Regions from separate parts of the Homo sapiens genome. Here region 2 is linked to region 1. A link is an interaction called in ENCODE POLR2A ChIA-PET data of the cell type or tissue named here. Cell type or tissue: GM12878. All regions are shown on one strand. Links, peaks and the distances in the headings refer to the core of each region. The heading gives the core; the rest is flanking DNA. Region 1 overlaps CIITA (class II major histocompatibility complex transactivator). Region 2 overlaps TVP23A (trans-golgi network vesicle protein 23 homolog A).

Region 1 (15,180 bases), core at 339-8,338:
CACAGGGTCATTGCACTGAGATGGTCAAGTCCTGTCTTTGGGGCTGTGACGAGGGAGCTTTGCATCCAGCATCCAGCCCACTGTGTATGTGAGAGGTAGGGAAATGAAGGTCCAGGAAGGAGTAAGACTTGGTCATAGTCACAAGGAAGAGAGGCAGCTAGACTCAATTAGAGAGAACACGTGAGCCAGACAAGCTGTCAGGCAGCTGCCAGGTCTGGTGAGGGTCACAGGGCAGGCAGGAACGCCTTGGCTCAGCCCCTGAGACTGGACAGTACTGGAGTGTCACTGGGCACAGGGTCTAAGTGGCAATGAAGAGGGGATGCTGAGATATGGTGGGCAAGGGCTCCTTTAGGAAAATGGACACTAATGCCATTCACCGCAAGCAGGCTGAGTCCACCCCTCTCCTGCATTACCTGGCTTTGCCAAGACAACCACAGGCAGAGGGTGTCTTAGTTCAGTCTGCTATAACAGAACACCATAGGCTGGGGGACTTAAACATTTATCTCTTACTGTTCTTATAAGGGCATTAATCCCACCCATGAAGGCTCTGCCTTCGTGACCTAATCACCTCCCTAAGGCCGCACCCCGCAATACCATCATTTGGGATCAGAGTTTCAACATATGAAGTTTGAGGAGACACAAACATTGAGTCTGTTGCAGATGGTGGTACAGGGTGGGGTAGGACCTACTGACAGCATAGCTGGCGGCAGAGGGCTCTCCTAATGGGTTCACAGTGAGATTTCTTTGAAGAAAAAGCTTCAGTTGAGCTCAGTAACATCTTAGCGAGAACCAAGTGCCAGGGGGAGTGTGTGCCAGGTGCTCTGCACACCTCCCCAGCCTGCCTGCCTGCCTGCCATCCATCCGTCCGTTCTTTTACAGAATGAATGCTTGTTGGTTCAGTACAGTGCCTGGTGATTGAACACAGTGAACAAGACAGACCAAGCCTTGGCCCTTTGGCACTTGGTGAGGAAGACTAGTAGGAACCCAAACAAGAGAATCAGATTTTTTCGGAACTATGAAGGCAGGCAAGAAGGACATGAGCTTCCCTGTTGTGTTCACTGCCATGTCCTCAACACTTAAAACTGTGCCTGGCCTCTAGTAGACGGTCTCTGTAGGTGTAGACATGGAGTGAAACAGAAGTGAAACGGTAGGATAGAGATGGTGGGCTGCTTTAGCTGAGGGGTCAGAGAAAGCCTCTCTAAGGAGATGATGCTTTTGAGCTGAGCCTTAATTTGATAGAAGGATCTGGAGAAAAGCAGTCCAGGCTGAGGGAATCAGTGGTGCCAAGACCTTCAGGTGAGAGAGAGTTGGTTTTTCCGCAACCAAAAGGAGGCCCATGTGGCTGGAGAACAGCCCCAGGAAAGGTCAGTGAGGTGGGTGGGAGCCATACCATGGAGGACCTGGAAGGCCATAGCCAAGAGCAGTGGAAAGCCATTGGAAGGTTCTAGGCAGGAGATGACACAATCCCATTCCCATTTTGCAAAAATGACTCTGGCAATTGTGGACAGAATGAGCTGAGGGGTAAGAGGGGAAGCAGGGCCACCACCTCAGATGCTGTTAGTTGTCCAGGCCAGAGGTGACAGAGGCTTGGATGAGGGGAGTTTAGTGAAGATAGAGAAACATGAACAGACTGAGAACAACTCTCAAAAGTAGAACCTATGGAATCCATTCAAAATCTGTACTGAGCATTGATTGTATCGCACTCCTGTGTCTAGGCCCTTTGCATATGCACTCACTCATTCAACAGACTTTGACCCTGCCTGCTCTTCTGCCAGGCCGTGTGCTAAGGGCCTGCGATCCCAAGATAAATCCCTGTCTCCAAGCCAAGCATTTGACTTTGAAGCAGTGTAACTTGGTGAGGAACGTCTTATTTTATCTCTTTACCACATCAACAGAAACACTTCCCCTTCCAAATGAAAACATTGGCATATTCTGAACTAAAAACTGAATCCCAAATGCTTCGACATATTTTGCAGCAAACGCTGTTTAAGCAGAAACACCAGGAAATATCTCTCAGGGACACCCTTGCAAAGCTCTCGGGGTGTCAGGGCCTGACCCTGGGAAGTGGGGAGGCCTGGAGAAGTGGTGGAAGCCATGCACAGCCTTCCCTCCTCCCCACCCTCAAATCCAAGCCAAGGAGGCCTTGCCCCCAAGTGCCGAGGAAGCTCAGAACCCCAGGGTATGAGAGGGGTAGCTAGCAGCAGGGAAGCCGCCAGGAAAGACCTCAAGATGATCTGACCGAGCCTCATCTCCAGGCCCCTTTCCATAAGCAGGGGAACGCCGGTAGTCAGTCCTGCTCTTTCTCAGCCATTCTCATGTGGTCACATGTGTTCCCCACACGCCAATCCAGGAAACAGTGACTAAGGGCGTGGAGCATGTCACACAGTGGGGCCCAGGATGAATCTCAAGATGAACAGGTGCACCTACTTTTGCTCCCTCTTTTTTTTTTTTTTCTCTTATGTGTGGACCCACATAATTCAGTTCCTCAAACATTTGCTGAGCACCTACTTGAGGAGGCAGTATTAGGGTCATGGTTAAGAGCCAGGGCCCTGGGTTCACATCCCAGGGTAGCTGTGACCTTGGGCATGCTGCTTAACCTCCCTGTACTTTGGTTTCCTCTTCTAGAAGATGGAAATAATGAAAATCTCCCTTGTTGTGAGGATTAGGTGAGATATACATAAAGCACTTAGATCTCCTTGTATATAGTAAGAGATGTATTAATATTAACCACTCATATTCATAGTCGGATACAATGGAAAGCGTGTTATACCCATGCCCTTGCAAATGTACAAACCTGCACCTATACTCATGCATGAATATTTATATCCTGTGAGCAGAAGAGGACAGGCTGCCTGAGTGCCAGGGAGGTCCAGGTCTAGCCTAGCTGGGGGAGACTTCCCACTCTGCCTTCCCAGCCCCAGGACCCTTAGGAGAACTTTCTTGCTGCCCTGTGGTCCCCAGGGCACCAGAACCCTGGATAGCCGGCTCTGTGGTTTTCCTAGAGTGTTAATTGTTGCCCAGGAGCAGGGAATGGGGAATCGGGAGCTCCCTCCTTCCCAGGAGAAAGGGCTGCAGTGGCTGGCCTGGGAGCCAGGGAGAGTCTTCACGTCCCAGCAGTTCTGGTGCAGAGGCAGCTCAGTTGGATTATTCGTCCCGGTTCCTAATGAAAGTGAAAGCTGCTGGTACCTGCCAGCCCTCTCTTGGCACACAGCGAGCTGAAAATGCAGAGACTGGAGAACGTTGCCACCAGAGTCAGCTTGTCCTGGTGCAGCTCAGATTTGGAGCTGAGGGTTATCGATGCATTGGTCTATCTTATTCCAGGATTTCCTAGGCTTCAGTTATCTCCCAACTAGGAACCACAGCTGCTCCTTCCTAACCTGGTCCCTCCTTGCCAATCTGTGGCCTGTGCTATCAGCAGAACCCCTGTGCCGGACATAGAGCTGCCCAGGTCAGAAACCCAAACCTTCCACAGGGACACAGTCAGATTTGAGTTATGGGAGATCCCACAGCCAGGGGTCAGGGCGGATGCAGGAAACCAGGCCAGGAAGCTGTGGCTGTCATCTAAGCAAGAGACAGACAATGGTGACACAGGGAGGCAAGTATACCCCCAGGCCTGGCCACCTCTCCAGCTCTGCTCCTGACATGAGGCTCACCCAGAAGGTCCTTGGCCATAGGGTACATTGGTGCCAGCTGCGTCTTCAGACAGGAGAAAACCCCAGTATGTGTCTCAAGACAGTGAGATGTCAAGAGTCCTGCTCTCTTAGCCCTGAATTATACAAACTGGAGATTTCAGCCAAGAAACAGGCAGGGTCTGCCCCACTTACAGCTCATGTGTCTGTTTTGCCGAACTAAGAAAGTGAGGGCTTCTCTCAATTTGGATATTCATATTTCTGGTTTATCTGCTAGCTTTCCTCCCAGAACTTCTGAAAGCATACTCGGCTTTTGGGAAACCTAAGATCACAATAAAAGTGGCAGACCTCTTTATCCCTGTCTCACAAATAAATGGAGGCACAGAATGGGGAAGTGGAGGCCGAGGGAACAAAGCCAACTAAGACTGCCAGCCCGGTTCCCTGGCCACAGCACTGAGGGTTTGAGGGGTGCCTCCAGTGAGGGCTCCCCATCCCCGACCTTGGAACACCAGCTCATAGTTTCTGCCAGGCCTATTTCATACGCACTCTTCCAACTTTTTCCTGAATTAAAAACAAACAAACAAACAAAAACCTCTGTTATGAAGTAATTTCACACTTACAGAAAAGTTGCAAGAGCACAAACAATGCCCGCCCAAACTCACCAGTTGCACCAGTTAGCACTTTGCTCATGTACACGTGCATGCTCTTCCCTCTGTTTGTATATGCATGCCTGTGTATATGCACACATGTGTATATGTGTAATTTTCATAAGCATTTGAAAATGGGTTCATTATGCACCTTTACTCCTAAATAATTCAGTATTTATTTCCTTAGAACAAGGACAAATTTGCATAACCACAGTAGGGTTGTCAAAATCAGCAAATCTAATATTGATACACTATACAATCCTATGACCAATCTCATCTACAACTTTATTCAAATTTTATAGAGGCTGAGGTGGAAGGATCACTTGAGTTTGAAACCAGCCTGGGCAACATAGTGAGACCCCGTCTCTACAAAAAGTAGGAAAAAAAAAATAGCGAGGTGTTGTGGTACACGCCCATAGTCCCAGTTACTCGGAAGGCTCAGGCAGGAGGATTGCTTGAGTCCGGGAGTTCAAGGCTGCAGTGAGTTATTATTCCACCACTGCACTCCAGCCTGGGTGACTGAGCGAGACCCTGTCTCAAAACGAAAAAAAAAAAAAATTGTCCCAGTAGTGTCCCTTAACAATAAAAAGGGGAGAGTTGAGGTCCAAGATGCAATCCCAGATCAGCTTTTGCATTAATCTCGAGCCTTCTTCAGTCTGGATCAGCTCTTCAGTCTGTCTTTCTCTCTTGTGACATTGACATATTAAGCAGAGTACAAGGCTGGTGTTTTGTAAACTGTCTCTCAATTTGGGTTTGTCTGATGGTTATACTCGAGATTAGATTCAGATGAGGCATTCTTGGCAGGAATATTGCAGAAGTGAGTGTGTGTCTTCAGTGCATCTTATCGAGAGGCACATGCCATCTGTCCCCTTTCTGGCGATGTTAACTTTGATCAGTTGGTGAAGGTGGTGTCTGCCAGGTCTCTCCACTGTCAAGTTACTATTATTCCCTTTATAATTTGCAGTTTAAGATGAAATGCACTAGTTTTAGTGCTTCATCTGTAAAACTACTTTTTTATGTGAATTTATTTTTTAAAAAATGTCTGTCACTAAAGAGAAAATCATCATCGCTTGGCATGGATAAAAACACTAACTGCCAAAGTCATTAACTTTTGGCCAAATACCAAAGCCAGCTAAAGTCACAGGGCCTTGGCCTGTATTCTTTGTTAAAAAGAGATTAACAACTGTCGGGTGATAAACATAAGATATACCAGCACCAAACTGAACTTTCTCCTCTAAATAATCATAAGGATTGACCAAAAACTGAAAAGCAAATTGCTTGCTCACTATATGTGATTCCTTGTTACTTAGGGTCACCTCCGTATACCCTCTAAAATTGTTACTTACATGCTTTGCAGTTGGACATATTTTGGTTTAAATCCCAGCTCCACCAACACCTCAGACTTCATCTCCTAAGCCTCGGTTTCCTTCTCTGTAAAACAGGGATAATAGTAGCACCTGCCTAAGGGCTTGTGCAAATTAGATTGGGATAGTGAATGATGTATAGTTGGTGCTTGCTTAATGAATGACGTGGTCAGTGTCAATGGCGTGTCAGACCCTGAAGGGGCTCTAGCCCAGGAAGCCTTCCCCCTTTCCTTGGGTGCCCTTCCTCCTGAGGACTGGTTACCAAGGAGGGTGTGTCTGTGTGGGCAGCCTTTGAAGTAGCCCAAGGGCGGTGATAATTGGTACCCAGCGAGTCCCCAGATGGTGCTGGTGCCCTCACAGCTGCCATCCCAGGCCCCAAGCTTGGAGTGGCGGGGAACTCCCTCAAGGGTAAGGCTTCATTTCTGGGAGTCCCTCCTGGCAAGGGGCTTGGCTGGGTGGTTAAAAATAACTGCCTCTCCCACATCTCCATCACCTGCCCCAAGCATCACCCTGTGAAGCCGCCAAGGAGGGTTCCATTAGACCAGGGAGGAAACTGAGGCTTGCAGAAGTTCGATGACTCATCTCAGATACCCATCTATGAGGTGGCAGCATTGGGCTCCTGGCCACGCTGTCCTGATGTTTCCCCCAGTGAGGTGGTCTGCTGGAGGCGTCCCAGGGCGGTAGTGAATACGCAGCAGCGGATCAGATCAGCTCTCAGGGCCCCGACACCCCCTGAGCACCTACTGCTTTGCCCTTTTAACTGGCACAAGGCTCAGTTATACAGGCCAAGGGTATCAAGCTAGACTTCCTGGTTCCATTTTCATTGTATTTTTAGCATTGCCTTCTGTGTATGACAAATTCTACTGCTTTGGGTGTTATATGGTGACATAAATGATCTTATTAAAAAATTGGAGTTTAAAAAGTACATTGGTTTAAAATACTAAGTAAATAATAGTCCAGGTGGTTCTTGGATGTGGCAGGACCTGGAGGGAGGCACTGGGCAAGTGCTGCCCTTCCAGAGGGCTCAGGGAGTCTTGGGCGTGACCAGCTGGAGGCACGTGGTAGACCAGGCATCTTCACAAAGCCCGCTGCTGATCAGCTTTGGCAGCCAACGTGCAAATCCGAAGCCAGGTTTGAGAAAGTGGTCATCATTTCTCTGTGACGTTGGCTTTCCTCAGGGACATGGACCTGTGCAGAGACAGGCAGCTTCTCCTTTGCCGTCTGTCTCCTTCCGGCCACCAGGAGACAGCCAGACCCCAGCCATGCCTTCATTCTGAGATAAGGTAGAGACCCTCCTGCCACATAGCCTGTCACCAGCGTGGAGGATCAGAATGGCTGCGTGAGTAGGGGAGGGTGACGTCTGTCTTTAGCCACTTTAATTGATTTTTTGGTACATGGAGAAAGGAATGAGCAATGGGTTTCTAGAAGGCAAGGTCTTTGAAGGAGGAAAAGTGCTGCTGCTTTCAGAAGGCCCCTAGCCTTGAGAAGGTTCCCTGCCGGTATTGGTTTCTACCTGGGAACAGGTGGGGCTAAGGAGGGAAGGAACCACCCTGTACTGATGTCTCGTGTGTGCTGGGTATTGTCAGGCACTCCATGGACACAAACAGCCCAATGTGGTGGGCACTGTCCCCTTTTCCAGATGAGGAAACTGGCCCAGAGAGGGTGGGTGACTTGTCTGAGGTCACACAGCCAGGAAGGGGCAGAACCACAATCAGCACAGACAGGCTAAATGCAGATCTCACAGCATTTGCCCTGAGGAGCAGGACAGCGGGCAGCTGAACTCTAGGAAAGAATTCCCTTCTACCACTTTCAGAGCCTCACCCACCAGTGCGCGTAAAACGCCAGGGCCATCTTCTTACTTAAGCCACATCCTGAACCAGGCAGCTTCTCTGCAGAGTTACTGAGCTAAGACATTGCTTCACGAAGGGGATCTAGCACCCAACTGTCATTCTGACTACAGAAACCAGCCAGCCAGCCACGTCCTCTGTCCAGCTCTGGGGAATGGCTGGAATGAAAGGTTACAGTTTCAGAAAGGGGGAAAAAAATCTAGTGGCTGATAACTTGTCTGCTGTGCTCTGATGATGTCAGAAGGTTGGAGAACCTGCTGCCCTGGGTTCTATAAGCTCCAGCTCTGGGGTGCTTTTCAGCCTGGGGCTCTTGATGCCTTAGAAGAAACTTGTTCAATCCGTGGTGCGGCCTGTAGGCTGCATACAGCTCAGGACGGCTTTGACTGTGGCCCAACACAGATTCATAAACTTTCTTAAAACGTTATGAGATTTTAGCCTGGCCAACATGGTGAAACCCCATCTCTACTAAAAAATACATCAATTAGCCAGGCATGGTGACATGCGCCTGTAGTCCCAGCTACTCAGGAGGCTGAGGCATGAGAATTGCTTGAACCTGGAACTGCAGTGAGCCAAGATCATGCCACTGCCCTCCAGCCTGGGTGACAAAGCAAGACCCTGTCTCAAAAAAAAAAAAAAAAAAAGAATTTTTTTTTTGGTTTGTGTTTTTTTGTGTGTGTGTGTGTGATTTTGTTTTATTTTTTAGCTCATGAGCTATCATTAGTATATTTTATATGTGGCCCCAGACAGTTCTTCCACTGTGGCCCAGGGAAGCCAAAAGATTGGATACCCCCATCTCAGAGAAAAGGGACGAACCTGCAGTGCCGAGTGGTTTCGGCTTTGGGGTCAGGCCACGGGGGTTCAAATCCTGGCTCTGCCATTTATGAGCTGTGTGGCCTTGCACGGCTTGCTTAACCTCTCTGAGCTCCATGTGAAATGCAGGGATGATGGTCCTACTTGGCCCTACCTCCTAGAGTTGTTTTTGAGGGATAAGTGAGTTAAGACATGAGTTCGAGTAGTACAAGGTGAACACAAAGTAAATGCTTCATAACACAAGTGTTGTCACGATTTTCATTTAGCGTTTGCCAAGGCTGCCATTGCAAGACACAGGAGCGAAGGGGTTGATCTCTAATAGCCAAAGTGTGTGACAAATGAGAATTGAACTGTGTCCCAGAACATCCTCCCGCCCTACACATAGAAACCTGGGGTCACCTCCCTGTCCTCGACTCACTGTGTGACTTCAGGCAGAGGTCACCACCCTCTCTGGGCCCTTTCATTCTCTGCTATGGACTGAGTGGGACCAGCTTGGATCAAAATCCTCAAACCTCATACAACACTGTCAGCAGCTTTTCCTGTATCTGCCTGTTACCTGAACTATTAACAGTTTTCTTTAAATTGGCTCCTTTTAAAGTAAAATGTTTTGAAAAGAGAAACTTTTGTGTTTTTTTGAGACAGAGTCTCACTCTGTCACCTAGGCTATAGTGCAGTGGCGTGATCTCGGCTCACTGCAACCTCTGCCTCCCTAGCTCAAGCGATTCTTCTGCCTCAGCCTCCCGAGTAGCTGGGACCTCAGGCACCTGCCACCATGCCCAGCGAATTTTGTATTTTTGTTTGTTTGTTTTTAGTAGAGACGCGGTTTCGCCATGTTGGCCAGGCTAGTCTTGACCTCATTTCGCCATGTTGGCCAGGCTGGTCTCAAACTCCTGATCTCAACTGATCCACCCACCTTAGCCTCCCAAAGTGTTGGGATTACAGGTGTGAGCGACTTGGAAAAGAAAAACTATATTACTACCAGAAATGGAAACTTGGCATCACTTGCTATAAATAGAAGGTAACCCTACAGATAAACACAATGAAAACCGGAGTGTTAGTAAATTCCACGTGTAGCCCATTCAGACTGGAGATCTGCACACAAGAGGGCAGCTACAGCCAGACTAGCGCCTGGCTGGGACTGTCGGGGATGCGGTTTGTGGTCACAGGACTGGGAGAGGAGTGAGGTCCTCACCGAGTGATTCCATCTTCTCTTTTTTTTGAGACAGGGTCTCTGTCACCCAGGCTGGGTGCAGGGGCACAGTCATAGTTCACTGCAGCCTTGAACTGCTGGGCTCACGCAATCCTCCTGCCTCAGCCTTCCAAGTAGCTGAGACTACACTATGCCTGGCTAATTTTTAAATTTTTTATAGAGACAGTCTCACTGTGTTGCCCAGGCTGGTCTCAAACTCCTGGCCTCAAGTGATCCTCCCACCCCAGCCTCCCAAAGTGCTGGGATTACAAGCATGAACCACTCTATCCAGCTGATTCCATGTTCTCTAACACCCTATCCACACAAATCTGAGATGGGCTCAAGGATGACCACAGGCCTTGGAGATCTCTGCAGTGAGCATCTGTGCGGCTGAATCTGAGTAAAGGATTCTGCTTCAGGCTGCTGGCCAGCAGGTGTCTCAGGAGCAGGCTGGTGGAGGGCAGCTATGGAGAGACATTAGCTCTGCCTGCACTTACAGCCTGAGGACCAAGCAGGCTCTGGAGGCAGAGAAAGGCCTCAGCAAAGAAGGGCAGGTCGACCTGCAAGGAAGAGTGAGTGGAGGGAATGGGGCGGGGCACCCACAGCCTCTGCTAAGGTCTCATGGCACTTAGCAGGGTCCTCAGCGTCTGCTAAGAGCTCAGGAAATGGTACCTGCTCTCATTCAGACCGTTTCCATCGTTATTACCAAGCCAGTGCCAGCTTTGCCTCTCATAGCTGTGCATCTTTAGGCAGGTTACTTGGCTTCTCTGAACCTCAATTTCTTATCCTATTAAATGATAAGAACCTCAGTTTCTTATCCTATACGATGCATGGGTCTCAATGGAAACAGTTCCGCCCCCTTAGGTCGACCTTGGAAATAGGGTAGGAGGGCATTTTTAGTTGTTCCAGTGGCCAGGGGTGCTACTGGCATTTAGTGGCCTGGAGCCAGAGATGCTGCTAAATGCTCAGTGCCCAGAACAGCCACCCCACCTCCAAGAATTGTCCTACCCCAAATGTCAATAGCACCCTGTCAAACAACAATACATGTCACATGTTTAACATACAAGTTCTGCGAGATGTTCAGTGAAGTTTGCGGAAAGGATAGTGAGCTGGGAGATGAGGCTTGGAATCAGAGCAGGGCTTGAGGGGGCTGCAGAGGGGTTGGGCATGGGAACACGAGGTGCTACAGAGACACTGGCACCCGGCTAGGCACACAGAGAAGGCAGTGGGAAACGGGGACGTGCCAGGGGGCCAGGCCATGGAGATGATGCTGCATCCTGGGAGAAAGAGCCAAGTGGGGCTGCTGAGTAACTTGGCTGTGGCTATTGCCTTCCTGTAGGTTGCAAAGCATTTTTCCGGGCAAGGTGGAAGGTGTTGCCAAGCCCTGCCCACTACCCAGCGCTGGCTCAGCTGGCCCAGAGCTGCAAGTCAGCCCTCAGACCCTGGGTGACTCCTGAGCAGGCTGCACCAGCATCCCCCTCCTCCCTCCCAATAAACAGGACAGTCCTTCCTCTCCCGTGTGACATTGCACTGGTTCTCCAGCCCAGGGTCTCTGAGAAATTAGGCAAATTCATTAAAAAGAGTTTTATATTTGCAGAAAGACATTTTCAGCCTGAGTCTGGGGCTCCCAGTGGTTCCCTAAATTTGAGGGATGGAGGAAGACTTCCCTGCCCCACCCCAAGCCTCCCGAGCCTGGTGGATTGGTCCCTGTCCCCAGCCAACCTGGTGGCAGGGTGGGGCTTCCGTGCTAATAACCCCCCTTTTTCCTTCTTGTTAGACCTGCTCCCCTCAAAAGCTTCGTGCCAACAGAGAGGTTCCTGTTTGAACCCAGGAGAGTGGAAGAGAGATTGGGACTGAGTGCTGAGGTTGGGAAGGCACCTGCTCCCACAGAAGGGGGAACGCAAGAGGCATCCCAAGACCTCATCTGCCTGCAGTGTCAAATCGATGGCCTGGCCTTGGCTTCTGATTATTTGCAGCTGCGATGGATGTTTACAGGAACCCAGCCAGAGTTTGCCTCCCTGCACTTCATCCCGGAGCGCACCTGCTTCCCCCACTTCACCTTCGGAGAGGACACTTCAAACTGCGGACACACGCAAAAGCGACTCCCAGCTCCGTTTGATGTGAGTTGAGCCTTCAGGCCAGCTGGGTTTAGCCCGAGGCTGGTCTTAGATGCAGCGACTGTTTCAGGGGTGACTCAGAAGAAAAAGAAGCTGAGGAAGCTGTTGGGGGGCTGAGGGTGGGATTCTCGCTCCTTCATTTCAGGTTACTCGTTCTTCAGCAAGTTGGCAAAACAGACATCATGCTGGTGAGTGCCACGTTACTCCCCTGGCTGGAAATGCTTTTCTGAAAGTATGAGTGTTGTGCCTACTTAATTCTGATAAACCTGTCTAAGCAATACTTAGGAGGCTTACTTCTTTGGATTAAAAAAAAATGTATGCAACTCCAACCCCTGGGGCCCTGCCTTTTTTTTTAACTTTGAGATTCGGGAAAGGAGTTCTAGGCAGAACCTTGTGGCTGACAAACAGCAGAAGATCCAGTGGGGTTGAGAGAGTCTGCCCCAGTCGGGCTGGCGTGAAAGTCCCAGGCTGGCCCCCTGCCCCACTCCACAAGCCAGGGACAGCATTTGGGGTGTGGTGGGAAAAGCCTGAAGGCCAAGCTGGAAACCAGGCCTGAATCCCATAGAAGTGGGGGTGGGTATCCCCTGTGTCAGGCACATGGTAGACCTTCATTAAAGATAGGGGGGAAGGGCTTGGCATGGTGGCTCATGCCTGTAATCCCAGCACTTTGGAAGGCCGAGGCGGGCAGATCACTTGAGGTTAGGAGTTCGAGACCAGCCTGGCCACCACGGTGAAACCCCATCTCTACTAAAAATACAAAAAAATTAGCCAGGCATAGTGGCGCACACTTATAGTCCCAGCTACTCGGGAGGCTGAGGCAGGAGAATTGCTTGAAACCAGGGAGGCAGAGGTTGCAGTGAGTTGAGATCATGCCACTGCATTCCAGCCTGGGCAACAGAGCAAGAGAGGGATTAAATGAGTGGAATTGGGAGCTTGTAGTTTCACGGAATACAAGCAGTAATTCTCTCCAGTTTGCAGAGCACTTGATTTCAAAGCACCTTCACATACACACCAAGTGAAGCAGGGTTCAAACGATTGACCCCTTTCTACAGGCGAGGAGACTGAGGTGTGGGAGAGTACAGGCGGCAGAACTCTGGGGGGAGACAGTTGGAGCACCACTTGCCCTCAAGTGATGCTAAAGAAAGAAAAGCTACGAAATCTGAAAAGAAGACATTTGAGAGCCCCAGGGAAAAAGGTGAGCGTCAGGAGGGAGACATTTGTATGCAGAGAGAGGCCTGCGAGGAAGAGTGACCATTTGGAAGGTGCGTGGACTTACAATCCACTGGACATGGAATTGCACTATCATGCCCTGATTCCTCCGAGCAGCGCTTTACCACCTGACAAATGGGGTTCAGGGGCACTTCCGGCACACTGTGCCTGTCCCTGCAGAGAGGTCCTCCAAAGAAGTCAGAAGTCCATTCCTTTATAGGAGTGTGACTATAAGTATCACTTAGATCTGTGACACGGAGACAGTAATTTATCCACATCTTACGATGACTGTGCGTTAACTACGAAAAGATGCCCCTCTGGGTTAAAAGGCTCCACACCAGGACTCCCAGTTTGGCAAGCAGAACCCAGACTGGTTTGCAGCCCCCATGTTCCCCCTTGTCCCAGGTGCCTTTGTGCAGTGTACAGACTGGCCAACCTCACCTGGCAGCCCTGTCCAAAGAGTTTTTTTAATTTGCTAAAATATAAGACTCACCAGGGCAGGAACATCTTATTCATGACTGTGCTGTCAGTATGTATTTGCAGAATGAATGAAACCGTTAGGTGAGGATTATTTGTTCATTTTATGTTATTGAGCACCTATTATACACAGGCGCCTTGCTGGGTACAGAGGGCACAGCAGTGTACAAAGCGAGATGTTTCCCGCCCTCCTGGAGCTCATGTCCTAGGACAAGAGCAGACTGCATAAATAAGTGAAAAAGATAAAACTAGTGATGGGGTTGGAGAATGGGGCAAGTCCCGAAGGATGAGAAATCAGCCATATGGAGAGCTGGGAAGAACATTCCAGCCAGAGGCAAGAATGAAACACAGATATATGTAATAATGACAGCCAACATGTTATTGAGCTCCAATTCTTAACGTATTAGCTCACCACACCTTCACATAATCCTATAAAGAAGGTGCTGTGGTTATGCCCATTTTACAAATGAGGAGACTGAGGCACAGAGAACTAGCTTGCATAAGTAAGTGGTGAGGTGGGCGTTGAGCCCAGGCAATCTCGTTCTAGAGTCTCTGCCACTTGCCCCTAGACTCTTATCCCTCTTGAGTAGGAGTTTAGCACAGTGTCTGGCACACAGTCATCACTTATTGAGCTAATACTTTCTGAGCGCTTTGAATTTCCCTTGCACTGTGATAAGGGCTTTGCATGTATCTGCTCATTAAATAAACAGTAGTGGCCGGGTGCGGTGGCTCACCCCTGTAATCCCAGCACTTTGGGAGGCCAAGGCAGGCAGATTACCAGCCTGGCCAACATGGTGAAACTCCATCTCTACTAAAAATACAAAAATTAGCCAGGCGTGGTGGTGCATGCCTGTAATCCCAGCTACTTGGGAGGCTGAGGTGGGAGAATTGCTTGAACCCAGGAGGCAGAGGTTGCAGTGAGCCGAGATCATGCCACTGCACTCCAGCGTGGGCAATAAGAGTGAAAACTCTGTCTCAAAAAAATTAAATAAAATAATAAACAGTAGCTATCATTAACAAATCGTTAGTGTTAATAACTGCAGGCTCTGACCTCATTTCATCATCACACAGACCAAAAGCAGTGGGTCAGACCAAAAACCTGGCACATGGCACAGTGGATGATCAGAGCACACCTTAGTGCTCACTCCTGTAGGCGCACACACAGGAGGCCCATGGCCTCTGTAGAGTCTGCAAGTGCAGGGATCCCTTGCAGGGTGACACCTGAGCTATTTACAAGCTGAACCTGGATGGCAGCACCTGATACCCTTTGCAGCCAGTTCGAGGCAGGAGGTGCTTGCCTGTCTGCAAAGATCATCAACCACGCAGCCGGGTCTGGATTCCTCAGACCCTCTTGACACCCAGCTCTCACTTGCTGGGGAGAGGAGCAGAGCTTGGGAATCAGACTGATCCTGTGGGCACTGGGGCTGGTGAGCTGGAGCTGAACAGGCAGCTCCCACTGCCACCAGGAGTAAGCTAAGATGTCTTGAATTGGGGCTTCTGAGCAGACTATGCCCGAGTGAAAAGCAACAGTCGTGCCGGCAGCTCGCTGGGTAGAAAGCGGAGCTTCCAAGTCCCTTTCGGACTCCCTGCAGCCAAGGTGGGACTCCGTCTCCGCTAAAAACCAGCTCACTCCCAGGACAGAGCTGTGTGTCAGAGGCAGAGGCAAACATTCCCCTTGGTAAGCTTTTGGTGCTTCAACCTTTCTCATCCCCAAACAATTAATTTTCCACTGAATTTTAGGAAGCCACAAAGAAAAGTCCTCTCAGAAAAGAGGACTTGAGCCAAGGTGGGCTCTGGTGTGTGCACGCGTGTGTGTGTATGTGTGTGTACGTGCACACACGTGCATGTGCACATGTGGTGAAAGGAGGGTGGGTAGGACAGTAGCAATCCT
Region 2 (16,582 bases), core at 4,588-12,587, 140 kb after region 1:
GACTCCTGGCCTCAGGCAATCCTCTTGCCTTGGCCTCCCAAGGTGCTGGGATTCCAGGCATGAGCTACTGTGCCCGGCCTGCTGGCTTCTTTTGGAAATCTGTTAGAGCCAGAAGAATGGTCTGGAGTTGCCAGGAGTTGCCTGTGGGTGAGCTTCGGCCCTCACCCACTCAGTTGACTGATTTCCCAGCTTTGCCCGGCCCTGTGAGCACCTGAGGTTGCAGCCCCCAACCCCAGCCCTGAAAACAGTGGTGAGAAAATATTATCCCAACGAAAGCATTTTCCAGGGGCCCAAGAGGCCTTGAGTTGGAATTCCTCCCTGATGCCGTGGTTTTCTCCCTAAACCTCTTGAAGCCACCTACAGGGGCCTGAGGGGCCTGTGTGGATAGGCCAGCCCCACGGTCAGGCTGTGCATATGGACATCTGAGGCCATCCAAGGCCACTCACCCAGAGCCCCATGTTCCTGTTCAGCCCCTGGCCTTTGTATATGCTGCTCTCTTGCTTCCTAAATTTGTCCTTAGATCTTTAAAACAAAATTTAAAATACATTTTTTAATTGAGATAGATTTCATATATCATGAATTCAAAATTCACCCCTTTAAATTATTTAATTCATTGGTTTTAGTATATTTACAAGGTTGTGCACCCATCACCACTGTCTAATTTCCAAACATTTTCATTACCCCAAAAAACCCCATGTCCTGTAGATCCTAATCTACATCACTGCTAAGCAGTGTTCTGTAACAAGGCATCTCTCCTTAGCTCCCACAACCCCAATGTCTACCCAGCCCTGATGGTCAGCTGTTGTGTCCACCTCTTGGGTCCTTGTGTTGGTTAAAATGTCAATAAAGAACCGAGAGCCTCATGGATACCCTGCTGGGACAAGCTCCCACAACTAAAGGGTCAGAACCCCGAACACCAGGACCAGCTGATGGGACCCTGCACCGTTGGCCATTCTCATTAGACAGTGGTCATCCCATATCAGTTGTTGAATATTTTGATTGTGACTCTGTTTACCCATTAATGACACTGTGCACACTGGGTCGAAACCACTCCTGAGCTCCTTTCCCTCCCTGCTAGAGATGAGTAACATCTGGGAGGGCAGAACTTTGTCCAGCCTGTTCACTGCCCTCTGACCTGGCCCTCCACCTGGTAGATGGGAGGTTCTCCACACATGTGTTGTTGTTGCTCTAAGCTCAATTTATGTGTTTTTGTTGTTGTTGTTTTGAGACGGAGTCTTGCTCTGTCGCCCAGACTCTGACACACACACACACACACACACACACACACACACACACACAGTGGCGCGATCTCGGCTCACTGCAACCTCCGCCTCCTGGGTTCAAGTGATTCTCCTGCCTCAGCCTCCTGAGTAGCTGGCATTACAGGCACCCGCCACCACGCCCAGCTAATTTTTGTATTTTTAGTAGAGACGGGATTTTGCTACATTGGCCAGGCTGGTCTTGAACTCCTGACCTCAGGTGATCCATCCACCTCAGCCTCCCAAAGTGCTGGGATTACAGGCATGAGCCACTGCGTCCAGCCTCTCAGCTCAATTTATTAAACTCAATGTTTCTTAAGCAGTGTTGAAAATCAATTAAAAACGTTTATGTGTTGACCATAAACTTAATTCTGTATCCTTGCGCAATTTAAATGACATCTCAAATTTAGCATTCGTGATTATGTGGAGCACCAAATAAACATGGAACCTAAAATACACACAGCAATGACAAAACTTACTATTTACAGAGTGGTGGGGATTTTTTAGTGGTTAATGAAACTGCAAATAAAATAAATATGTAAAATACAGCAGCAAGATACGTTGAATTGGAAAATGATATTTTGAGTTAGTGTCCTTAAAATAACTTAAAAAAAACTTTTTACTTTGAAATAATATCAGACTTACGGGAAGGTAGCAAGAATAGTACGAAGAACTGATGGGTACATTTTACCAAGATTCACTAATTGGACGAGTGCACTGGCTCACACCTGTAACCCCAGCAATTTGGGAGGTTGAGGCGAGAGGATCGCTTGAGCTCAGGAGTTGGAGACCAGCCTGGCCAACATGGCAAAACCCCGTCTCTACTAAAAATACAAAAATTAGCCTGGCATGATGGCACATGCTTGTAATCCCAGCTACCCTGGAGGCTGAGGCAGGAGGATCACTTGAACCCAGGAGGCAGAGGTTGCAGTGAGCCGAGATCACACCACTGCATTCCAGCCTGGGTGACAGAATGAGACTCTGACACACACACACATATACACACACACACACACACACACACACACACACACACACACACACGTATCATATAAACTCATGGATGCAGACATACTCTTGTTGTTACTCAAATTGTCCCATTGTTGACCAGTAGGAGCCTCTTCCAGTTGGCTTCTGAGTCTTCCTAGTTGTGTGTGTGTGTATGTGTGTGTGTGTGTGTGTGTATGTGTATTTGTTCTCTAAACTGTTAGAGAGTAAGTAACACATCATGCCCACTTGCCCCTAAATACTTCAATGTGCACTTTTTAAATTTATTTTTTATTTTTTGTAGAAACAAGATCTTGCTATATTGCGCCAGGGCTCCTAGGCTCAAGCAATCCTCCTGCCTTGGCCTTTCGGAGTGCTGGGATTACAGGCTTAAGCCACTGTGTCCAGCCATCAATGTGTACTGTAAGAAAAGGACATTCTCTTATGTAAGCAGAGTGCGATTATGGAAACTAAGAGACTATCTAATCTGTAGTTCATATTCCATTGTCCTTTAGAGTAATTTTTTCTCTCAGTTCGAGATTCAATCCAGAGGCTGGGCGGTGGCTCATGCCTGTAATCTTTTGGGAGGCTGAGACGGGAGGATCGCCTGAGCTCAGGAGTTTGAGACCGGTCTGGGAAACATAGTGAAACCCCATCTCTACTAAAATACAAAAATTATCCAGGCATGGTAGCATGTGCTTCTAATCCCAGCTACTCAGGAGGCTGAGGGATGAGAATCGCTTGAACCCAGGAGGTGAAGGTTGCAGTGAGCTGAGATCGCGCCACTGCACTCCAGCCTGGGTGACAGAGCGAGACTCAGGAAAAAAAAAAGAAGACTCAATCCAGGATCTCCATTGCATTTAGTTATTCTGGAACTATTCCGAGCCTTTCTTTATTTCTCATGACATGGACATTTTTGGAGAGTAAAAGGGCAGCAATTTTGAGGAATACACTTTAATTTGGGTCTGTCTGATGCTTCTCCTGATTATATCCAGGTTATGCTTCTTGGCAGAGATACTGCAGAAATGATGTTAGGATAAAGGGACATTTTCTTTTTTTGAGCTGTGCCACTACTAAAGATGGCCTAGAAATCGCATTTTTTTTTTCTTTCGTCATCCACTACCTCTTACCTACAATCCCAGGCCCCAGATTTTGGTCTTTCATTCTCTTTGCCACTCAAAGAACCCAGGACTCCTTAGAAAGGAGCTGATTCTAAGTCTTGAGGCAGAAACCAGTCAGACTGGATCTGGGACATCCTTTTGTTGACAAAAAGCAGGAATACTGTTTTTTTAACAAAGTATATTTTTTGAGACAGGGTCTTGCTCTGTTGCCCAGGCTGCAGTACAGTGGCACAATCTTGGCTCACTGTATCCTCTGCCTTCCAGGCTCAAGTGATCCTCCCACCTCAGCCTCCCAAATAGCTGAGACCACAGGTGTGCACCACCATGCCTGGCTAAGTTTTTAAAAAATTATTTTTAGTAGAGATGGGGTTTCGCCATGTTGCCCAGGCTGGTCTTGAACTCCTGAGCTCAAGCGATCCAACCACCTCAGCCTCCCAAAGTGCTGGGATTACAGGTGTGAGCCACCTGTGATTTTTGCCTGGCCAAAAATGCTTTTTAAAAAGTTATAGGCTGTTCAAAAAGAATAAATAAACTAAAGAGCCTCCCACAGGCCAGGTTGCAGTAGTGATTCAGTATTTGCTGAAGGAGTTAATATGACCACTCAATTCTCCCATTAAATAACCACTGAGTTAGGGTTTACCACTGATGTCCATAGTTTCTAGAATGCCATACATTTTAGGGTACATTGGTTTGGTTATAGCTTTTAAGAAGTAGAGGTGGGACATAAACACCATATTAAATATTTGCAACCATTAGTAGACACACCCTGGTTCCAGAAATATTAAAATGGTCAAAAATAAAAATGCAAGGGAAGACAAGATTCTTTCTCCATTTTGCAGATGAGGAAACTGAAGTTCCCAAGAGCCAGGTAGCAGACACAAGTGAGTATTTGCTGCCTTCAGATCTTGTCCAGTTTCTAGCAGAATCTAGAAGCTCTTCAGAAGAAAAAGCACAAGGCCAGGCACAGTGGCTGACACCTATAATCCCAACACTTTGGGAGGCCAAGGCAGGCTTGGCCCAGGAGTTTGAGACTACCCTGGACAATATAGCAAGACCCTGTTTCTAAAAAAAAAAATTGTTTTCAATTAAAGAAAAGAAAATGAAAAGCATATAACTGGGGGAATACTACTTTTTACTGCCAGTGCGAAAAAAAAAAAAAAAAAAAAAAAGAACCCCACTCAGGGTGAAAACAAAAACAAGAATAAAGGCTCCATAACTTCTGCAATCTCTGTGAGCCACTCCCTCTTTTCATGCCATCTGGCTGGCTGGTTTCTGCTCCAGACTTCTGGAAAGTCAGTCTCGGGCCTCTCTGCTCTTTTCTGTCCATCAGTTAATAACTCCGAGTCCCCTGTTTTGAAAAGGTGAATGTGAGTACAGCTGTCCTCATGGTCTCATCCACTCACCCCCAACTCTCCTCAAGTAAGCCTGGGACCCCTCATTTCACCATCTGCTTCTAAGAGGAACCTCACTCTCCTTGTCTTTCCTGCCCCTTGAAACCACCTAACACAACAACATACCTTATGCAGAGTTAAAATTCTTCAACAGGCCGGGCATGTAGGCTCACGCCTATAATTCCAGCGTTTTGGGAGGCAGAGATGAGAGGATCACCTGAGGTCAGGAGTCTGAGACCAGCCTGACCAACATGGCCAAACCCTGTCTCCACTAAAACTACAAAAATTAGTCAGGCGTGGTAGTAGGCACCTGTAATCCGAGCTACTCGGGAGGCTGAGGCAGTAGAATCATTTGAACCTGGGAGTCGGAGGTTGCAGTGAGCCAAGATCCCACCACTATACTCCAGCCTGGGCAACAGAGTGAGACTCTGTCTCAAGCAAACAAAAACAAAAAGAACTTCTTCAACATTAGAGCCTGTAGCAGGGAGCTTTTGATGCATGACAGATTTCCCCCAACTTAGCAGCTACAGATAACAAACATTTATTATCTTATACCTGAAGTTCAGGAATTGGAGCAGCTCGGCTGGGTGGTTCTGGCTCAGGGTCTCCAGAGGTTGTAGTCAGAGGTTGCTCAGAGCTGCAGTCATCAGAAGGCTTGACTGGGGCAGGAGGAGCTGTGTCCAAGATGGCGTCCTCCCATGGCTGTTGGCTGGAGGCCTCAGTTCCTTGCCATGTGGGCCTCTCAACATAGGGCTGCTCCCAACATGGCAGCTGGCTTGCCCTAGGGAGAATGAGGGAGAGAGTGATCAAGACAGAAACAGAGTCACCTGGGCTTGGTGGCTCACACCTGTAATCCCAGAACTTTGGAAGGCCAAGGCAGGCAGATCATGAGGTCAGGAGATCGAGACCATCCTGGCCAACATGGTGAAACCCCATCTCTTCTAAAAATACAAAAATTAGCTGGGTGTGGTGGTGTGTGCCTGTAATCTCAGCTACTTGAGAGGCTGAGGCAGGAGAATCACTTGAACCCGGGAGGTGGAGGTTGCAGTGAGCCAAGATCGCACCATTGCACTCCAGCCTGGCGACAGAGTGAGACTCCATCTCAAAAACAAAAACAAAAACAAAAACAAAACATAAGCTGCCATGTCGTTGATAACCTAATCTCAAAAGTGACATACAATCACTTCTGATATATTTTATTGGCCACTCTGATGACCAGGACCCCTGCTTCATTGTGAGACGTGACTACACGAGGGTATGACCACCAGGCAGTCAGGATCACCGGTGGCCATCTCAGAGGCTGGCTACCACAGGTCCCATCCCAAAGAAGGAACAAACGCATGGGTATCTACCGTGTCCACTGTGCTCCAGGCCTTGATGTTAGGTAGATGTGATTATCTCCATTTTGCAGGTGAGGAAATAGGCCCAGAAATGTTGACTTACTTGCTCAAGGTCACACAAGTAAATGGCAGAACTGTAATTTGAAAGGAAGTAGTCTGCTTCCCTGATTACTTAAAAAAAGAAAAAAAAGGCCGGGCGCGGGCGCACACCTGTAATCCCAGTACTATGGGAGGCCAAGGCGGGCAGATAACAAGGTCAGGAGATCGAGACCATCCTGGCTAACATGGTGAAACCCGTCTCTACTAAAAAAAAAATACAAAAAATTAGCTGGGCGTGGTGGCAGGTGCCTGTAGTCCCAGCTACTCGGGAGGCTGAGGCAGGGGAATTGCTTGAACCCGGGAGGCGGAGCTTGCAGTGAGCCGAGATGGCGCCACTGCACTCCAGCCTGGGAGACAGAGCAAGACTCCATCTCAAAAAAAAAAAAAAAAAAGAAAAAGAAAAAATATTTACTATAGAGAATTCCAAACATACAAAATAGAATAATACAGTGAATCCCATGTCCCTATCACCCTCATTCAATGATGCCCAATTCATGACCAATCATTTCGCATTTCTATCCCAGCTTTTCACCTTCCCCCGATCATTTTGAAGCAAACCACAGAGATCACATCAATTCAAATATACATATTTTGATATCCCTAAGAGACAAAAATGATTTTTTTTTTAGAGACAGTATCTCACTTTGTCATCAAGGTTGGAGTTCAGTGGCATGATCTTAGCTCACTGCAACCTCCACCACCCAGGTTCAATCCTCAGTCTCCCAAGTAGTTGAGATTATAGGTGCGCACTACCACGCCTGGCTAATTTTTGATAAGAATCATTTTTTTTTTTTTGAGATGAAGTTTCTTCCTTGTTACCTAGGCTGGAGTGCAATGGCGTGATCTCAGCTCACCACAACCTCTGCCTCCCAGGTTCAAGCGATTCTCCTGTCTCAGCCTCCCGAGTAGCTGGGATTACAGGCATGTGCCACCATGCCTGGCTATTCTTTTATTTTTTTTTTTATGTTTTCATTTTTATTAGAGATGAGGTTTCTCCATGTTGGTAAGGCTGGTCTCGAACTACCGACCTCAGGTGATCCGCCCGTCTCGGCCTCCCAAAGTGGCTCCCAAAGGCCATGAACCACTGCGCCTGGCCAAGATTCATTTTTAAAAATAAAACTACAATAGAATTTTCTGAACTTTCAATCTTTTTTTTTTTTCTACAGGGTCTTGTTCTGTCACCCAGTCTGGAGTACAGTGGCATGATCAGGGCTCATTATAGCCTCGACCTCCCCTGCTCAAGTGAGCCTCCCACTTTAGCCTCCTGAGTAGCTGAGACCACAGGTCATGCCACCACGCCTGGCTAATTGTTTGATTTTTTGTAGAGATGAGCTCTCACTATGTTGCCCAGGCTGTTCTCGAATTCTTGGGCTCAAGTCACCTTCCTGCCTCAGCCTCCCAAGGTTCATGAGCCACCGTGCCCAGATTCCAGTTTTCTAAACTTTAAAATAATTCACAATACTCAAATGGAATGAAATATTTAGCCAGCGTCCCTATCCTTGATTGTCTCATAACTTTATTTTTTACAGCTTATTCATTTGAGTCGTAACTGAAATAACATCCACACATCACAATATTACAGTTGGTTGCTATATAAAATCCCTTTTATGGGCCGGGCGCGGTGGCTCACGCCTGTAATCCCAGCACTTTGGGAGTCTGAGGCGGGCTGATCACAAGGTCAGGAGATCAAGACCATCCTGGCCAACACGGTGAAACCCTGTCTCTACTAAAAATACAAAAAAAAAATATTAGCTGGGCATGGTCGTGGGCGCCTGTAGTCCCAGCTACTTGGGAGGCTGAGGCAGGAGAATGGTGTGAACCCGGGAGGCAGAGCTTGCCTTGAGCTGAGACCGTGCCACTGCACTCCAGCCTGGGCAACAGTGCCAGACTCCATCTCAAAAAATAAAATAAAATAAAATAAAATAAAATCCCTTTTACTACATAGGCTTCTCACCCTCTCCTCTCTCTCGCTCTCTCTTTCTTATCTTTTAAATTGTTCTTTTTTTTGAGACAGGGTCTTGCTCTGTTGCCCAGGCTGGAGTGCAAGTGGCATGATCACATCTCACTGCAGCCTTGAACTCCTGGGCTCTAGTGAGGCTCTCACCTCAGCCTCCCAAGTGGCACACACCATCACGCCTGGCTACTTTTTATATTATTATTTTTGGAGAGATGAGGTTTCACCATGTTGCCCAGGTTGGTCTCAAACTCCTGGGCTCAAGCGATCCTCTTGCCTCAGCCTCCCTAAGTGCTGAGATTACAGGCATGAGCCACCGTGCCCAGCCCATCTTTTAAATTTTTTTATTTTTTTTGCTTTGCAGGCGAGTTGTTGTTCTGTGAGGCTTGCTGGTTGCATCCTGTTGCATCCTTTAATATTTTCCTTGGTTCTCTGTATTTCTTGTAAATGAGTAGTGAGAGCTACAGTCCTGATGTTATCCAGATCCGAGTGTTTTCAGCATGTGGTCTTCAAAGGAGGGGGTATGTTCTTCCATCAGGAGGCTCCCAGCGCCTGGCGGTCTCTCAGGAACCGTTGGTGCTCAGTCCTCCATCCTTGAATTCTTCAGGGATTGTGACAGGGCGGTGGCATTCTGACTCTATCATTTCATTTGTGAGCTGAAGGGATCCAGAAGGAGAAACTCCCCTCATCGAATGTGTGGTCCTTGCACGGTACACTTTGTAGAGAAAAGGCATAATGCATGCTTGAAACTTGTCCTTCGCTGCTCAGTTTTCAAAGTAATGAGTTCGGTCCCCTGCGTCTTCCATGAGGTGAGCAATGAGGGTTTTTCTTAAGTGTCAGATAGGCCGGGCACAGTGGCTCACACCTGTAATCCCAGCACTTGAGGAGGCCAAGGCAGGCAGATCACCTGAGGTCAGGAGTTCGAGACTAGCCTGGCCAACATGGTGAAACCCTATTTCTTCCAAAAATGCAAAAATTAGCCAGGCGTGGTAGTGCACGCCTGTAATCCCAGCTACTCGGGAGGCTGAGGCAGGAGAATCACTTGAACCCGGGAGGTGGAGGTTGCAGTTAGCCAAGATCATGCCACTGCACTCCAGTCTGGGCAACAGAGCGAGACTCTGTCTTTAAAAAAAAAAAAAAAAGCATCATATAAACTCATGGATGCAGACATATTGTTATTGCTACTCAAATTGTCCCACTGTTGGCCAGTGGGAGCCTCTTTCAGTTAGCTTTCACCATGTTGCCCAGGTTGGTCTGAAACTCCTGGGCTCAAGCAACTTCCTTAACCTGACTCTCATGGCGTCTGGCAGCTTCATTGCTCTCTGGGGTGTTCCAATGTCCCTGCCCCATTGTGTGCATTTCTCCATCTCTACCTGGAATCTGCCATTTCTCCAGGGATCCCAGGCTCCTCTGAGTGGAGATTGGAGTTCAGAGGCCACTGCCTCGGGTCGCCTGTGTTACTAGCTCTCTGTGGTTAAGCCTGCTAATCTGAGGGTTCCAGGGGCAGCCTGGAAACCCTGGGCTGAGAGTGAGTGGGGACCTAGGACCTCCTGTTGATTCTGCCACTCAGAGCAGCTGCTAGCCCAGAGGATGTTACCCTGAAAACTAGGACAGGTGGCCCCCTCTCAGACAGACACAGACCCCTACCAGGTACCTAGCTGGGGAGTAGAGCATGGGCAGATTTCAGCACTTGCCCCCAACCCCCATCTCAGCCAAGCGCCCTCACCCTGTGCACCACCTGCATACATAACTGATTCTTTACTCCCACTCGGGGAAGCTCATGTCACCTCTCTGAGCACCAGTGTCCTCATCTGTAAAATAGCACAATGTCCTCTTCCTACCTCACTTATTTTCTCTGGCTCATTGGACCTAAGGCAGATGTTATAGGTTGAGCTGGGTTTTCCCAAAAGGATATGTTGACATCCTAACTCCCTCAAATACTGAACCTTACTTGGAACTAGGGTCTTTGCAGGTGTAATTAGTTAACATGAGGTCATACTGGAGTAGGGCAGGCCCCTAATCCAGTATGACTGGGGTCTTTATAAGAACATGTGAGGATAGAGACACAGGGAGAGGCAGAGATTGGAATGATGTGGCTACAAGACAAGCAATGCCAAGAATTGCCACTGTTATGGTTTGAATATTTGTCCCCTGTAAAATGCATGTTGAGATTTGATTGCTATTCTAACACTGTTAAGAGCTGGGACCTTTAAGTGATGATTCGGCCGTGAGGGCTGTGCCTCATGAGTGGGTTTCATACCTTTATAAAGGGGCTGGTGGGAGTGAGTCCTGTCTCAGGGCTCTTCTGCCCTTCTGACATGTGAAGACAGTGTTCCTCCCCTCCTGGGGGTGCAGCATTCAATGCATCACCTTGGGAGCAGAGACCGGACCCTCACCAGATACCGAGTGTGCTGGCACCTTGATCTTGGACTTGCCAGCCTCCAGAACTGTGAAAAATACTTTTTTTTTTTTTTTTTTTTTTTTTTTTTTTTGGTGAGACAGGGTCTCACTCTGTCACCCAGGCTGGAATGCAGTGGTGTGATCACAGCTCACTGAAGCCACAATCTCCTGGGCCCAATCAGTCCTCGCACTTCAGCCTCCCACATAGGTTGGACCATAGGTGTATGCCACCATGCCCAGCTAGGTTTATTTTTTTTATTTTGTAGAGACAGGGTCTCCCTATGTTTCCCAAGCTGGTCTCAAACTCCTGAGCTCAAGTGATCCTCCCACCTTGGCCTCCCAAATGCTGGGATTACAGACGTGAGCCACCGTACCTAGCCAAATAAATATTTCTGTTGTTTGTAAATTACTTGGTTGATGATATTCTGTTACAGCAGCACGAAATGGGCCAAGTTAGAAATTGGTACCAGAGAAGTGGAGTGTTGCTATAACAAGTACCTGAAAATGTGGCAGAGATTAGAATGATGCCACTACAAGCCAAGCAGTGCCCAGAGGTGGAGGGTGAAGGGTTAGAAGCCACACACAGGGCCCAGCCTGGGCCCAGCATCCAGAGGCACCCCCCCAACTTGTCCCTGGGGCTCACACTTTCATTTTGATGCTGAGCATACCCAGACTCTAGAGTCGATATGTCTCTTTATTTTTTTATTTTTATGTTTTTGAGACAGAGTCTTGCTGTGTCGCCCAGGCTGGAGTGCAGTGGTGCGATCTTGGCTCACTATAACCTCCAAGCGATTCTCCTGCCTCAGCTTCCCGAGTAGATAGGATTACAGGTGCGTGCCACGATGCCTGGCTAATTTTTGTATTTTGAGTAGAGACAGGGTTTCGCTATGTTGCCCAGGTTGGTCTTTAACTCCCAGCCTCAAGTGATCCACCCACCTCGGCCTCCCAGAGTGCTGGGATTACAGGCAGGAGCCACCATGCCCTGCTGGGTATGTCTCTTTAAAAAGAAATAAAGAACAGAAACAAGAGGAAAAAACTGTGGCAACCAGAGGGAAGTTTGTTCTTTTATTCACTTCTACACATAAACCTCTATTGTGCTGACCTTTGAATGGAAACTGAGCACTTGGCAATCAGCCTCTGCTCAGATATCCCAACAGTCCCAAACCCTGACCTCCCGGCTCAGATGTTGGGGCAGTAAGAGGATGTGCTGTCTTTTGAATTAAGAAGCCCGTTTCAGAAGGATGATGGAGCTAACATTGCATCTAGGTCACTCTGGAAAAGAAAAATCAGATCAGCCCAGATGGTTCATCCCCTGGGTTAGTGCAGGCCCCACGGCGTTCCTGAAGGGTTTATAGGGACCTTTGCTTTTTTAGGCTTGGGTTTCTTAAGTCCTTTCTGCTTTGTTGCTGAAACTGAGTTCATCTTGCAAATGGAAGAGAAGAGAGCACTTCAATTGTCCCACACAGAAGAATCACTCGGGAGACTCGTTAAAGTGCAGATTCTAGCTCAGGAGGCCTGGGGGTGGGGTTGTGGGTCCTGCATTTCGTAACTCCCAGGAGGTATGGTGGAACTAGTGGATGGAGAAGTGGCTGAGAATGTACTTCTTCCTGGGCAAACATCATCTTAGCTGCCTCCCCTGGCACCTGGGGGTTCCTTGAACCCAGCATCTTCATGGTGGCATGCCACTGCTAGTGAAGCAGTGTTGTCTGTGGTAAATACCTGGGGTTCATTGTCTCGTGCCAAGAAGATTAAGGACATGGACACACATAAGGAATGAGTTTAGAAGCAGAGGTTTAATAGGCAAAAGAAAGAGAAAGGGGAACAGCTTTCTTCCTAGTGAGAGAGAAGGGCTTCCGAAGGGAAAAATCCAGCCGGAGGTGGACCACAGCAGATTTTATAGGCAGGTTTGAGGAGGTGGTGTCTGATTTACATAGGGCACACAGATTGGTTGGATCAGGTGTGACGTTTATGTAGCACTCAGGGAAGGCTGGCCACCCCACCCTAATCTTATTACACAAATGGGCTTTCGACTTGGCCCATGCCATGTTGTTTGCTTCTTACTGTACACATGGCTGGCAAAGAGAAGGGAAGATGCTCACACCTGTAATCCCAGCACTTTGGGAGGCCGAGGCGGGCGGATCATGAGGTCAGGAGACTGAGACCATCTTGGCTAACACAGTGAAACCCTGTCTCTACTAAAAATACAAATTAAAAAAAAATTAGCCGGGCATGGTGGCACGCGCCTGTAGTCCCAGCTACTCAGGAGGCTGAGGCAGGAGAATCGCTTGAACCCAGGAGGCGGAGGTTGCAGTGAGCCAAGATTGTGCCACTGCACTCCAGCCTGGGCAACAGAGCAAGACTCTGTCTCAAAAAAATAAGAGAGAAGGGAAGATGGAGCCTCCATGTTGGACATGCCTGGTCCGAGGTAGCCTTTTCCTATTGGCACAACTTGGCCTTTTCCTATTGGCACAGCTGCTGGCATTCACCCTGGAAGCTTCCAGCTTGCTTGTCTATGTCTGCAGCTGGATTTTACAGGCTGCTCTTTGTTAGAAAAGAAAATAATTTGGGGGCTGATTTTCATTAAAAGGAAAACCTTAGTTGGTACTCCCATACCCTATTTGCCTAAGTAGTTTCTTCTGAACTCCTACATCAGTAGCAGAGAAGCCACCTGAGTGTAAGTGGGTGTCGGGGCCAAAGAAAGAAATAGCAACACCCTACTTATTTTTAACAATGGGGAAAAACATTCGTCTGACAAAGGATGTCCAAAAAGAGCGTTACTGGTCATGGTTTTTTCCTCTTTCTTCCGTTCTCAAAAATGTTGACTATTAATGAGTCAAGCAATAAGTAGAGTGATAGGAACCACAGCTGCTGGAGGGCTCTCTCTGATCTGGCATGGTAGTTTTTTATCTCCCAGAAGCCTGTAAACCAAAAATAAAAGTCTAAGCCCCCCAACCAACTGAATGGACCCCTCCTATCGGCCAAGGGCATTCCAAAGTTAACCTAAAGAACTAGTTCAGGCCATGATGGGAAGAGGTGGGGGTCAGACATGCCTCGTTCTACCCTCCTCCCATTGGAATCCAGGCACAGCTGACCAGCATTAACATTAACACAGGGACCTTAATACTGGACAAACAGATTGTTTTTAGCAATGACATCCCAACAGCACAGATAGCAGGCCCTGAAAGAAATTGAAGTATTTTACCGCAAACTACATTTGAGGACTAAACTCTAATTTTTTTCCTATCTTGCCCAAATTCCTATCTAAGGGGCCTGGATAGGACCCCTACAAACCATAAATTTTCATCAGATAGGTTTTATTTAACCCTATATATCGTGACTTACTTTCCAATCTGATTCTGGTGTAACATTACATGACAAAGAAGAAAATCAAAATATTTTACCCCAAGATGGTCGGGCGCAGTGGCTCACACCTGTAATCCCAGCACTTTGGGAGCCCGAGGCGGGCGGATCACAAGGTGAGGAGATCAAGACCATCCTGGCTAACACGGTGAAACCCTGTCTCTACTAAAAAATGCAAAATATTAGCCAGGCATGGTGGCGGGCGCCTGTAGTCCCAGCTACTCGGGAGGCTGAGGCAGGAGAATGGCATCAACCTGGAAGGCGGAGGTTGTAGTGAGCCGAGATCACGCCACTGCACTCCAGCCTGGGCGACAGTGCGAGACTCCGTCTCAAAAAAAAAAAAAAAAAAAAAAATTTTACCCCAAGACATGTTTCTTTGTCATATTTTGAAATGGTCCTGCAAAGCCATTCTTTGTGGGGGAAAATTTACATCTGTAAAGAATCTCTATTAACATAGCTAGATTTTTTCTTCCAGGCCCTCCCAATGCTGAAGAGATTAACTGAGAACCTAGCACCTTTTAAAGGTCTGAATAGGAAGCATTTGTCTTCTATTGTCTCTAAGGGCTGCCATTATAAGACTTCAAAAGAACCTTGGTCTCCACAATCTTTTATCTTCACCTGAACATTCCCTTTCTATTGATCCCAGGTCTTTAGACTCAACCAATTGTCAACCAGAAAATTTTAAAATTTATCTATAGCCTAGAAGGTCCCTACCAACCAGCCCCCTCCTCCTGCCCCTCTTTGAGTTGTCCCGCCTTTCTGAAACAAACAAATGTAACATTGTACCTTTTTTTTTTTTTTTTGAGACAGAGTCTCACTCTGTCATCCAGGCTGGAGTGCAGTGGCACAATCTTAGTTCACTGCAACCTCTACCTCTTGGGTTCAAGCCTTTTGCCTCAGCCTCCCAAGTAGCTGGGATTACAGGCACCTGCCACCACGCCTGGCTTTTTTTTTTTTTTTTTTTTTTTAGTAGAGATGGGGTTTCACGTGTTGACCAGACTGGTCTTGAACTCCTGACCTCAGGTGATCCACCAGCCTCAGCCTCCCAAAGTGCTGGGATTACAGGTGTGAATCACCACACCCAGCCCCAATGTATATCTTGAATGTATTTGATTGATGTCTCATATCTCCCAAAAATATATAAAACCAGGCTGTACCCCAACCACCTTGGGCACATGTTCTCAGGATCTCCTGAAGGCTATGTCATGGGCTACGGTCACTCATATTTGGCTCAGAATAAATCTCATCAAATGTTTTAGAGAGTTTGACTCTTTTCATCAACACATTTTTTTGTCGTATTTTGAAAGAGCCTACAGAACTGTCTCTTGGGGGGGAATTCTGCACTCTGTTGAGAACCCCCTTCCCTTTCCAGGTGCTTCCTCTGATCCAGGAGAGAATTCACTAAGAGTGGTGCCTTTTTAAGGCTGGTAAAAAACATTTGCCATCTGTTCTCTCTGAAGCTGGCTACCAGGAGGGCATCATCTGTGATATAAAAACCTTGCTCTTGTCCGGGCACGGTGGCTCATGCCTGTAATCCCAGCACTTTGGGAGGCCGAGGCAGGTGGATCACAAGGTCAGGAGTTCGAGATCTGTTGGGAAAAAGGCTTGTGGGGTGCCTGCATAAACTGGCCATAAAAATATGGGACAATAAGTTGTGGAAAGCCACAAGAGGCCGCTGAGGAGGAAAGCCTCCTAATTGCCATCATGTTCCCATGCTCAGAGTGAGACCTGCTCTCTTATCTGCAAACACTGTGTTCAAGGAGAAGGACACTCCTTTGAAGCACTGGAATGTGGAGAGACATGCAGGCTCCTTGTTAAGCCCACTCCTACTAGCTACTCTCTGTTAAGTTAAAAATACGCTGTTTGAGCACAAAGGAGATTCATTTAAACCGCTACTACTACAGTATGACATACTGTCTCCCTTTCCCCGTTTCACCCCTGAACATCTGCTTCTCAGATCTAAGTGACTGTACTCAATAAATAGTGTGGAGACCAGAACTCTGAGCCCTTTGCAGCCTCTGATTTGCTCTGGCCCCCTGGCTCCCACCTTTATGAACTCTTAACCTGTCTCTTCTCATTCCTTTGTCACCACCGGACTTCGGGTACCTTACGGGTGGTGTTGAGGCTGGTCCCCAACAGAGACCAGCCTGACCAACATGATGAAACCCTGTCTCTACTAAAAATACAAACAATTAGCCGGGTGTGGTGGCGGGCGCCTGTAGTCCCAGCTGCTCAGGAGGCTGAGGCAGGAGAATCGCTTGAATCCGGGAGATGGAGGTTGTAGTGAGCTGAGATCGCACCACTGCACTCCAACCTGGGCGACAGAGCAAGACTCCATCTCAAAAAAAAACAAAAAAAAAACCTTGCTCACAACCCCTCATCTTAACCCAGACACTCCTTTCTCTTGATTCCAGGTCTTTAGATAATAACTCAACCAATTGCCAATCAGAAAATCTTTGAATTTACCTATGACCCAGAAGCGCCCTCCCTGTTTGAGTTGTTTTGCCTTTCCAGACCAAACCAGTGTACATCTTGCATGTATTGATTGATGCCTTTGTCTCCCTAAAATGTATGAAGCCAGGTTGTAGCCCGACAACCTTGGGCACATGTTCTCAGGACCCCATGGGGCTGTGTCATGGGTCACGGTTCTCATATTTGGCTCAGGATTAAT

Evidence for each region. ChIA-PET counts read pairs that join two places held together with the same protein. Peaks named below come from ENCODE experiments on the same cell type or tissue, not always from the same donor. Only the 100,000 strongest peaks of a DNase experiment are listed, where the experiment ranks them.
Region 2: POLR2A ChIA-PET joins it to region 1 with 10 read pairs; 3 of 35 experiments call an interaction of 5 or more read pairs at or near these places.

What each region holds. Positions count from the first base shown.
Region 1 is chr16:10,925,643-10,940,822 of GRCh38, reverse strand. CIITA (class II major histocompatibility complex transactivator) reads right to left here. Exons shown (of 20, transcript NM_000246.4): 20 at 4,429-15,180. DEXI (Dexi homolog) reads left to right here. Exons shown (of 2, transcript NM_014015.4): 2 at 11,264-11,932. Among named protein-coding and RNA genes, the nearest start is that of DEXI, 9.2 kb to the left of the region's middle. RefSeq lists an enhancer at 10,151-10,200. In GM12878, for the core only: a CTCF peak has its summit at 3,521; no DNase peak of the experiment used is centred there; H3K4me3 peaks cover 3,276 bases; H3K27ac peaks cover 3,184 bases.
Region 2 is chr16:10,787,963-10,804,544 of GRCh38, reverse strand. All of the region lies in intron 2 of TVP23A (trans-golgi network vesicle protein 23 homolog A), which reads left to right. Among named protein-coding and RNA genes, the nearest start is that of TVP23A, 23 kb to the left of the region's middle. RefSeq lists enhancers at 9,491-9,590, 14,205-14,743. In GM12878, for the core only: no CTCF peak of the experiment used is centred there; no DNase peak of the experiment used is centred there; H3K27ac peaks cover 396 bases.